2 separate regions of the Homo sapiens genome follow, and region 2 is linked to region 1. The links are chromatin contacts, found by Hi-C or POLR2A ChIA-PET in ENCODE. All regions are on one chromosome and are shown on one strand. The core of a region is the stretch at or near the end of the contact, and the rest is flanking DNA. Distances in the headings are between cores, read along the strand shown. Region 1 overlaps FAF1 (Fas associated factor 1). Region 2 overlaps FAF1 (Fas associated factor 1).

Region 1 (5,255 bases), core at 1,262-3,761:
CTTCATGTATAAGAACTTTATAAGAATATTCTTCGGCTGGGTGCGGTGGCTCACGCCTGTAAAAGGCCAAGGCTGGTGGATCACGAGGTCAGGAGTTCGAGACCATCCTGGCCAACATGGTGAAACCCTGTCTCTACTAAAAATAAAAAAAATTAGCCAGACGTGGTGTCAGGTGCTTGTAATCCCAGCTACTCGGGAGGCTGAGGCAGGAGAATCGCTTGAACCCGGGAGGCGGAGGTTGCAGTGAGCCGAGACCGTGCCACTGCACTCCAGCCTGGACAACAGAGCGAGACTCTGTCTCAAAAAAAAAAAAAAAATTCTTCTATTTACCCCCCGGCAGCCTTTATTTTATTCTTTTCATGTATTTTACTTATACGTGTTATATAGCTTATAATTCATTCTGTGATTTTTGCTTAGAATTGTTTTTTAAAGAATATAAGAAATAATAAAAAAAGTCTTACATTTACTATTTCTGATGCTCTTTGTGTAGATTAGCAGTTCCATCTAGTATCATTTCCCTCCAGCATGAAAACCGTTACTGTTTTTTATATGCAGATCTGTTGGTGAGAAATTCTCTCAGCTTTTGTTTATCTGGAAATTTATTTGTTTTGATTTTTCATTATTTGCATGTTTTTCATTTAGGAGTTAGAATTAGTGGTAAACCTATCTGTTGGGTATTTAAAAACATTTTGTTAAAGAGTATAAAACAAAATTATTAAGGAAATAACATTCCTGACACTTCATAATTTTTTTATTCTGCCTTTATTGATGAGTAAAAGTTCATTTATTTTGTTCCTTATAATTAAAAAGTTTTGGTTTATGTGAAATTTACATTCAGTGACATGAAGAAATGCTCATCATCACTGGCCATCAGAGAAATGCAAATCAAAACCACTATGAGATATCATCTCACACCAGTTAGAATGGCAATCATTAAAAAGTCAGGAAACAACAGGTGCTGGAGAGGATGTGGAGAAATAGGAACACTTTTACACTGTTGGTGGGACTGTAAACTAGTTCAACCATTGTGGAAGTCAGTGTGGCGATTCCTCAGGGATCTAGAACTAGAAATACCATTTGACCCAGCCATCCCATTACTGGGTATATACCCAAAGGACTATAAATCATGCTGCTATAAAGACACATGCACACGTATGTTTATTGCGGCACTATTCACAATAGCAAAGACTTGGAACCAACCCAAATGTCCAACAATGATAGACTGGATTAAGAAAATGTGGCACATATACACCATGGAATACTATGCAGCCATAAAAAATGATGAGTTCATGTCCTTTGTAGGGACATGGATGAAATTGGAAACCATCATTCTCAGTAAACTATCGCAAGAACAAAAAACCAAACACCGCATATTCTCACTCATAGGTGGGAATTGAACAATGAGATCACATGGACACAGGAAGGGGAATATCACACTCTGGGGACTGTGGTGGGGTCGGGGGAGGGGGGAGGGATAGCATTGGGAGATATACCTAATGCTAGATGACACGTTAGTGGGTGCAGCACACCAGCATGGCACATGTATACATATGTAACTAACCTGCACAATGTGCACATGTACCCTAAAACTTAGAGTATAATTAAAAAAAAAAAATTAAAAAAAAAAAAAAAGAAATTTACATTCAGTGAAATGTACTCTTTGTAAGTGGACAATTTGATGAGTTTTAATAATTATATAGGCAGGGTGTGGTGGCCCACTCCTGTAATCCTAGCACTTTGGGAGGCTGAGGTGGGCAGATCACTTGAGGCCAGAAAGGTTTCTTCATAGTCTCAATCATTCTTAATGTCCTGTGTGAAACCATAGGTCTGATTTCTATTATTGTAGATTACGTTTGCCTGTTATTGGACTTCATGTAAATGAAGTCATACAGCATGCACTGTTTTGAGTATGGCTTTTTTCTCTCAGCTTAATGCCTCTGAGGTTCATCAGATAAATGTATTGCGAACATTTTCTCCCAGTGTGTGACTTACCTTTTTATTTCACCTTAGATTCTGGTGTTTAGTCTGAGGTCTTAACCCTGGCTGGTCCTGATGTGTAATTTTGTTTTGTAAAACTGCCAAAAACTATGTTGGTTTTCTTTCTTTTCCTTTCCTTTCCTTTCCTTTCCTTTCCTTTCCTTTCCTTTCCTTTCCTTTCCTTTCCTTTCCTTTCCTTTCCTTTTTCCTTTCCCTTTTCCTTTCCTTTTTCCTTTCTTTTCCTTTCCTTTTTCCTTTCCTTGGCTTCTAACTAAATTAAGCTTTTTAGTTATCTGACTCAATGAATACATTAATACATTGAATTTAGCAAATGTTGCTTGGCAAAAAATCTGGCATTATGTTTGAGGCCCTCTGATTGCTGCAAAAATCTCTGCTGGTTTCTATTTTTATTTGTTGGTTCTGTTGATGCAAAGCCTGTATTTTCAAGTTCTTGCTCGGAATTAAAAAGTCCCTAGCAGAAGTCAGCTTCCTCTTTAAGTTCTCTCGATTTCAGGATCTTATACCATCTTGTTCTTGTTGCCTCTGTGAAGAAGCTTTTCTGAGCCTGCAAATAGATGATTGCAGTGTATCTTTCAGCTTTTCAATTTGTTCTCAGCAAGAGTTAGTCTTCTGCAAGCTACTCTAGCCCATCTGGAACCAAAACCTTTTGAATGCATTGATGAGAATACTTTTTAAAAATAGTTTGGATTTTAAGTTTTGCTGTTTACCCAAGCATAAGCCATCATCTTTCACTGTTCTTTCTTCCTCCTTTCCTTGTCTTTTTTGATAGCTGATTCTCTTAGGGTGATAGATTCGGGACATTGTAGTTATCACGATTCATCTGGCAGAAACTTTCTCTCATTGCCAGTTACCTAGGACTTGGCTAATTAAAAATTAAAACTACAGCTTGGTTCATTTCTCCTTATCTTTAATTTCCTTTGATCTATCTGCTTTTTATTTCTGTCTTTTGCTTCTAATCCATGAATGGATAGGATAGATACTGTCTTTACTTACTTATTGACATTAATTCTGTCCTTTGCTAATAATTACTATTCTCAGCAGCATTTGATTATTAAAACTTCATTTCTATGTTTCCCTAAGTCTTCTAGGAGAAGTAATATGAAGGCTTCCATTCTCTTTCCAATCTATGATTTGTTAGTGCTCCTCTCCTTTCATTTGTCAAGACCTTTGCAACCTGTCAGGGAGTATGTCATATGGGAAATTATTATGCTGTGAACAGTTTGAAGATCTTTGTTTCTACGTTTAGAGAGGTTCATTTTACATTGAGGCTCCTGAGGAAGTGGGGCTCTAGAACTCTGAGAAAGCACTTTCAACTTGTCCATTAGGAGGAGGGTAGTGCCACAAGAAAGAGGCATCATTATTATGAAATCGAGGTGTTTGTATGTGAAGATAAGTCCTAAAGGGAATGGTAATGCTTATGGTTAAAAGCCCAGGTATTGGGGTCAGGTAGCCTTGGATTCCTTTCCTGTCTTTACCACAAAATTAGCTGTGTGACTGAATAATTTACTTAATCCTGTGTCATTTCCTCATCTAGAAGATGGGAATAATAAGTTACAGAATGTTATCAAGACTGAATAATATCAACAGTAAATAGTAAGTATAAGAATTAGCATGGTGCCTGTCCTGCATTCTACCCTTCCTCCTACGACCCCCTTTTGTTTGTTTTTGTCTGTCTTTCATGTGCTAGGCTTTCCTCAAATGTCTGGTGCTTTTATTATCTATTCACATTTAAGAGTATGTACTGAAAAATTACTTAGAAGCTCAGAGGACATGGGCTGGAATTATCAAACAGAGGGCTGTATTATCTCTTAAGGTTATTGTTTGATTCGCTTTTTTCTTTGGGAACATCCAAGTGTCAGTGTATGAAGTTATTTTCAGCTTTAGGGGAAAAAAAAAGGATTTTTAAAGGTTCCTGCTTGTCCACTAGTGTTCTAGAGTTGGATGGGAATAGGGACTGTGGATCTCACCTTTCAGAATGCTGACTTAGCCTTATTTTCAGTCCAACAGTTCACTCTTATCCTCCTATGGGACTAATTTTCATGAGCCTGAAATATTTATTTCAACATCTCTAGAATACATACCTTTTTTCTCGTAAGAAGGTTAAGAGGAAGGTTAGTTGCTTCACTGTGTGAAGATGGAATTTGGGAACTGGGAGGTTCCTTGTGGATTAAAAAAAAAAAATCTCCTATTTTCAGCCCCCTGCCTTACCTCTGCCTCCTGAGGTACCTGGTACATACCATTCCTGAGCCTTTCTTCAGGGCAAATCAGCTTATTTACCAGACATCATCTCTGTAAACAGTTAGGTTTTATCTTCTACTCGTCTAAGTGGTTGACTATTTTTAACTGCATCCTAACATGGTTCAGGGATATAGATATCTTCTATTGAATGAAAGATGGAGTTTGTTTTTCAGTAAGTTGTTCTTTTTTTTTTTTTTTTTGAGATGGAGTTTCGCTCTTGTTGCCCAGGCTGGAGTGCAATGGCGTGATCTTGGCTCACTGCAACCTCCGCCTCCCAGGTTCAAGCGATTCTCGTGCCTCAGCCTCCCAAGTAGCCGGGATTACAGGCATGTACCACCGTGGCCAGCTGATTTTGTATTTTCAGTAGAGACAGGATTTCTCCATGTTGATCAAGCTGGTCTCAAACTCCTGACCTCAGGTGATCTGTCCGCCTCAGCCTTCCAAAGTGCTAGGATTACAGGCATGAGCCACCATGCCCAGCTGTTCTTGTTTTTAAGTGATGAAAAAGAAGAGTAGAAGAGGACAGAAGCATCTTCCTCTGTGAGCCTAAAACCAGAAGTTCAGATGTGTTTTAAAAACTTTGCAATGTGGAGAGCTGATTTGGGAGTTCATAATTTAGGAAGACCAGTTAGGAAACTATTGCAGAAATCCAAGGATAGAGAGAAACATGCTTAGTCTAGGCTGGTGAAAACAAGGATATGAAAAAGGTGGATGCATATATTGATAGTGATTTGTTTGGATCTAGGGAATGAGATGAAAGGGGAGGTCTAGGATGACCATTTGGACATTACTTTGATAGCGAGATAGAAGGGATATGTTAAGTATAGCACATTGTCCCTTCTATTGCTTTTTCAGTTATGTGGGAGGGATCAGAAATAGACAAGAAAGAAGTTGAATAACATTATAAGGCAAATAGTAGAGTAAGACAAAATATAATTAAATGCGCAGTGATTGATACATTTACTCAGAAGATAACAGAATAGGCATAACTGTGTTTTTCAGTAGCCTAAGCATAAAGG
Region 2 (5,255 bases), core at 1,721-4,220, 44 kb after region 1:
ATTCGTTTGTCGTATCCCCATCATTAGTGTACGTGTGTATGTATGTGTGGTGTTTACATTTGAACACTTACTTGCATTCTGGCACTACAAGGTGTTCCAGGTTCGTCTTGTATATTGCCTTCCTAATATCAGTCCTAGAATTAGCCATTTCTACAAGGAACACTGGTTCCTTTTATTGAACAGTGGTATTAGAAAATAAGATCTGGGTACTAGGTATTCTTGATTTGACCTACTTTTACTTTCCAGAACGTACCTTAATTTCATACATCTGTGTCTTTGGCCATAATGTTTTCTCTGTATGGAATGTTCTCCACCTTTTATTTGCCTGACGTACTCCATTTCATCTTGAGAAGCACGAAGCCTGCTCAAGTACTGTGTCCTCTGGAATGCATACCTTTATTTTCTGTAGGTCATTTACTGTCTCTTTTTAGTCGTTTTACACATTTTACATACTATTATAGCACATATCCTACTATAGTATTGTTTACATGCTTTTGTCCTCTTAGACAGTGAGCTGCTTCAGGGCAATAGTTGGAGCATTCTTATTTGTTAAAACACAAAAACACACATACGAAATTAAACCAGTTGTCTTTTTGAGGAAAAGGATGGTAGTGATAGTTAAAGGAGGATTTGAATGACTGGTTTTATCAAAACTAGAGTCTGGGGAGTTGGGGAGGTATTGGTCAAAGGATACAAAATTTCAGTTAGGGGGGTAAGTTCATGAGCTGTATTGTATAACATGATGACAGTACTTAATAAGAATGTATGTATTAGAGGCTGGGTGCAGTGGCCCACACCTGTAATCCCAGCACTTTGGAAGGCCGAGGGGGGTGGATCACAAGATCAGGAGTTCGAGACCAGCCTGACCAACATGGTGAAATCCCGTCTCTATTAAAAATACAAAAATTAGTTGGGCATGGTGGCAAGTGCCTGTAATCTCAGCTGCTTGGGAGGCTGAGACAGGAGAATTGCTTGAACCTGGGAGAGGGAGGTTGCAGTGAGCTGAGACTGTGCCACTGCACTCCAGCCTGGGCAACAGAGTAAGACCCTGTCTCAGAAAAAAAAGAAAAAAAGAATATATGTATCATATTTTTGAAAGTTGGGTAGAGAGTTGATTGTAGGTGTTCTCACCAAAAAAATGCTAAAATATGTAGGGTAATACATATGTTAGCCCCATTTAGCCATTCTACAATGTATACATATTTCAAAACATTATATTGTACGTGATAAATATATTCAATTTTTGTTAATTAAAATATATAAATAAAACAACAAACCCCCAAAATCTACAGTCTGAAAATAAATAAAATGAAATAAATAAGAAATAAATGAGTATAGGGACAGCTGGAAACCATTACTTTTGTAACAAAACAATAGATTCAGATTGGTATGATTTATAGAATACTTTGAAAAACAAAAAAATTCAGTATTCTTTAATATGAATTCATATATAATGTAAAAATATAAAAAACATGGTGGTATAACTTTCTCACACTTCTGGGAAGGGAAGAAGGAAAAGAAATGAGATACCAACTTGGGCAACATGGCAAAACCCTGTCTCTACAAAAACAGAAAACGAAAAACAAAGATTAGCTGGGCATGGTGGTCCATGGCTGTAGTCTCAGCTACATTACAGGCTGAGACAGGAGAACTGCTTGAGCTCGGGAGGTTGAGGCTGCAGTGACCTGTGACTGCACCACTGCACTCCAGCCCAGGTGACAGAGTGAGACCCTGTCTCCAAAAAAAAAAAAAAAAAAAAAAAAAAAAGAAAGAAAAGAAAATAAGATGGAGAAGGGATGGAGACTTAAATCATCTATAAACATTTCTGACTTTTTTAGAAAGTGGGTTTGAAATATATAGGGCAGTTGGCTGTGCATGGTGGCTAATGCCAGTAATCCTTGTGCATTGGGAGACTGAGGCAGGTGGATTGTATGAGACCAGTACCTCAAGACCAGCCTAGGTAATAGTGAGACTCCATTTCTACGAAAAGTAAAGAAATTAGCTGGGTTTGGTGGTGCTCGCCTGTAGTCCTAGCTACTTGGGAGCTGAGGTGGGAGGATCACTTGAGTTTAGGAGTTCAGTATTATAGTGAGCTGTGATCACACTACTATACTCTAGGCTAGGTGACAGAGTGAGACTCTGTCTCAAAACAATAAATTAAAAACATATAGCAAATATTAAAATTATGAAGTGTTGATGGAGGGTATACCAGGGTATGGGATGGTTTTATTTTTATGTTTAAGAAATTAGTTTTAAGACAGAATGAAGAAAATAATAAACAATAGACTTTCAAATGGTCTGGTAGACTGAAGACCCTCTTTAATACTAAATAAAATCAGCCAGTAGAATAAAGTATTAACAACAAAAATACTAAATATGGTCAAGCTAGAAAGCAAAAATAGACAATTGTCAGGTACTAGAACCAAAAAGGGAAATCAGTGTCATTGCAATGGTTTTATCAGAACCTCCCAGACTAAGCCCCAAATTTTGGGTCTCACATACCCTGCATCATTTCTACAGTTGCTTTCAGCAACTGGCCCTCTCAACTGGATGTAGATACTAGGGGCTGAAGACTGGTCTTATGCCTGGAGATGAGATATAAGACCTCTGTTCTCTAGCAATGATGCAGGGTATGCGAGACCCAAGATTTGCTTAGCCTGGGAGGTTTCTTGGCTTTGCACAGAAAAGAATTCAAGAATGAGTCAGCAGTGAAACACAGCAACTTTATTAAACTCACACTGCCACCTTGCGGAGCAGGGCTAACCTATAGGCAGTGTGCCGAGAGCCCTTGTGGGCTGTTGGTTAATAATTTACACCCACTTTTAATTACATGCAAATTAAGGCACAGGTTTTTCAGAAATCCCTAGAAAAGGAGTGGTAACTTCTGAGTTGTGGCATTTGTAAAGTATCATGGTGTTGGTCGGAGTATCTTATGCTAATGAACAATGAGTGTCACTAGAGGTTGCTTTTGGCGCCATCTGCAGGTTCTGGCCATTTTCTTAAGTTTGTCTTGCCCAGATGGGGAAGTAAGTCCTGCTGGTGTCTTGTCATACAAGGAAGGAGCTATAAAAGCCTGGCGTGTACATTTCAAATAATGTCTAGTAAAATTTTCGTGAAGATTCAGGGAAGCAGTAAAAAAGGTGACCATTTACCCAGGGCCATAGGGGAAAAAGGCATCGTTAGCCTCAAAAAGTGAGAACTATTTTAGGCTCAGTTCCCGACCAATGCGGTAAAGTAGATATCTGAATAAAGTGAGTCACTAATTTTTTGGTTTCCCAGTGCATATAAGTTATATTTACACTATTATGTAGCCCATTAAGTGTGCAGTAGCATTATGTCTTAAAAAGAAAAGCATGTACCTTAATTTTAAAACACTTTATTGTTAAAAAAAATGCTAATTATCACCTGAGCCTTCAGCAAGTATTAATCTTTTTGCTGGTGAAGGGTCTTGCCTCAACGTTGATAGGTGCTGACTGATCAGGATAGTGGTTGCTGAAAGTTGGGGTGGCTCTAGCAATTTCTTAAAATAAGACAACAATTACATTTGCTGCATTGGTTGGCCTTCTTTCATGAGAGGTTTCTGTGTAGCATGCAGTGCTGTTTGATAGCAATTTTTTTTTTTTTTCCAGACGGAGTTTCGCTGTTGTTGCCCAGGCTGGAGTGCAGTGGCGCAATCTCGGCTCACTGCAACTCCGCCTCCCAGGTTCAAGCGATTCTCCTGCCTCAGCCTCCTGAGTAGCTGGGATTACAGGCACCCACCACCACACCCAGCTACTTTTTTTTGTATTTTTAGTAGAGATAGGGTTTCACCATGTTGGGCAGCCTGGTCTCGAACTCCTGACCTCAGGTGTTCTGCCTGCCTCGGCCTCCCAAAGTGCTGGGATTATAGGCATGAGCCACCGCGCCCAGCCTGTTTGATAGCATTTTACACAAACTAGAGCTTCTTTCAAAATTGGAGTCAATCCTCTCAAACCCTACTGCTGCTTTATCAGTTAAGGTTATGTCATAGTCTAAATCCTTTGTTTACATTTCAACAGTGTTCACAGCATCTACATCAGGAGTAGATTTTCATCTCAAGAAACCACTTTTTTTGCTCATCCATAAGAAGCAACTTCGTATCTATTCAGGTTTTATCATAAGATTGCAGCAATTCATGCATATCTTCACACTCCACTTCTAATTCTAGTTATCTTGCTGTCTTCACCATATCTGCAGTTCCTCTGCTGAAGTCTTGAATCCCTCAAAATTATCCATAAGGGTGAGAATCAACTTCTCCCAAACTCTTGTTGATGTTGATATTTTGACCTCTTCCCATGAATTATGAATGGCATCTAGAATGGTGAATCCTTTCCAGAAAGTTTTCAGTGTACTTTGCCCAGATCCATAAGAGGAATCACTATCTACAGCAGCTATTATAGCTTTATGAAATGTATTTTCTTTTTCTTTTTTTTTTTTTTTTTTGAGATGGAGTCTGGCTCTGTTGCCCAGGCTGGAGTGCAGTGGCGCAATCTCGGCTCACTGCAACCTCCGCCTCCCGGGTTCATGCCATTCTCCTGCCTCAGCCTCCCGAGTAGCTGGGACTACAGGCGCCCGCCACTATGCCCGGCTAATTTTTTGTATTTTTGGTAGAGACGGGGTTTCACCGTGTTAGCCAGGATGGTCTCGATCTCCTGACCTCGTGATCCGCCCGCCTCGTTTTTCTAAATAACAAGACTTGAAATTCAAAAATAATCCTTGACCCATGAGCTACAGAATCGATGTTGTGTTAGCAGCCAGAAAAACAACTTTGATCTCTTTGTACATCTCTATCTGAGCTCTTGAGTAACCAAGTGCATTGTCAATGAATAGTAATAGTTTGAAAGGAATCTGTTTTTCTAAGCAGTAGGTCCCAGAAGCTGGGTTAAAATATTGAGTAACCCATATGGTAAAGAGATGTGCTGTCATTCAGGCTTTGTTGTTCCATTTAGAGAGCACAGGCAGAATAGATTTAGCATAATTCTGAAGAGACCTAGGATTTTCAGAATGGTCAATAAGCATTGGCTTCAGTTGAAAGTCACCATCTGCATTAGCCCCTAATGAGAAAGTCAGCCTGCCCTTTGAAGCTTTGAAGCCAGGCATTGACTTCTCTTTTGCTGTGATGATGTTTTCTTCCAATAGAAGGCTGTTTTATCCACATAGAATGTTACTACTGCTGTTTAGTGTAAGCATCTTCATCAATTAGCTAGGTCCTGAATAAAACTTACTACAGCTTCTAC

Evidence for each region. A loop is a pair of places that touch in the nucleus more often than their neighbours do. ChIA-PET counts read pairs that join two places held with the same protein, here RNA polymerase II (POLR2A). Pooled maps may share reads with other maps.
Region 2: a map with no recorded cell type shows a loop between it and region 1 (4-fold over the local background). The contact joins two enhancer-like sites. A Hi-C loop is called at or near these places in 6 of 168 maps with a recorded cell type or tissue (B cell, CD4-positive, alpha-beta memory T cell, CD8-positive, alpha-beta T cell and 3 more), 22 of 37 single-sample maps with no recorded cell type and 13 of 50 pooled maps. POLR2A ChIA-PET finds 5 or more read pairs at or near these places in 3 of 52 experiments (AG04450, OCI-LY7 and activated CD4-positive, alpha-beta T cell).

What each region holds. Positions count from the first base shown.
Region 1 is chr1:50,914,552-50,919,806 of GRCh38, reverse strand. All of the region lies in intron 1 of FAF1 (Fas associated factor 1), which reads left to right. Among named protein-coding and RNA genes, the nearest start is that of FAF1, 43 kb to the left of the region's middle. Within about 2 kb of position 2,511, at least 3 of the 41 ENCODE cell types and tissues checked have a DNase peak (open chromatin) inside an H3K27ac peak, as active enhancers do; they include OCI-LY7, where a contact is called at or near this core.
Region 2 is chr1:50,871,271-50,876,525 of GRCh38, reverse strand. All of the region lies in intron 1 of FAF1 (Fas associated factor 1), which reads left to right. Among named protein-coding and RNA genes, the nearest start is that of FAF1, 86 kb to the left of the region's middle. RefSeq lists an enhancer at 2,575-2,869. Within about 2 kb of position 2,970, at least 3 of the 41 ENCODE cell types and tissues checked have a DNase peak (open chromatin) inside an H3K27ac peak, as active enhancers do; they include OCI-LY7, where a contact is called at or near this core.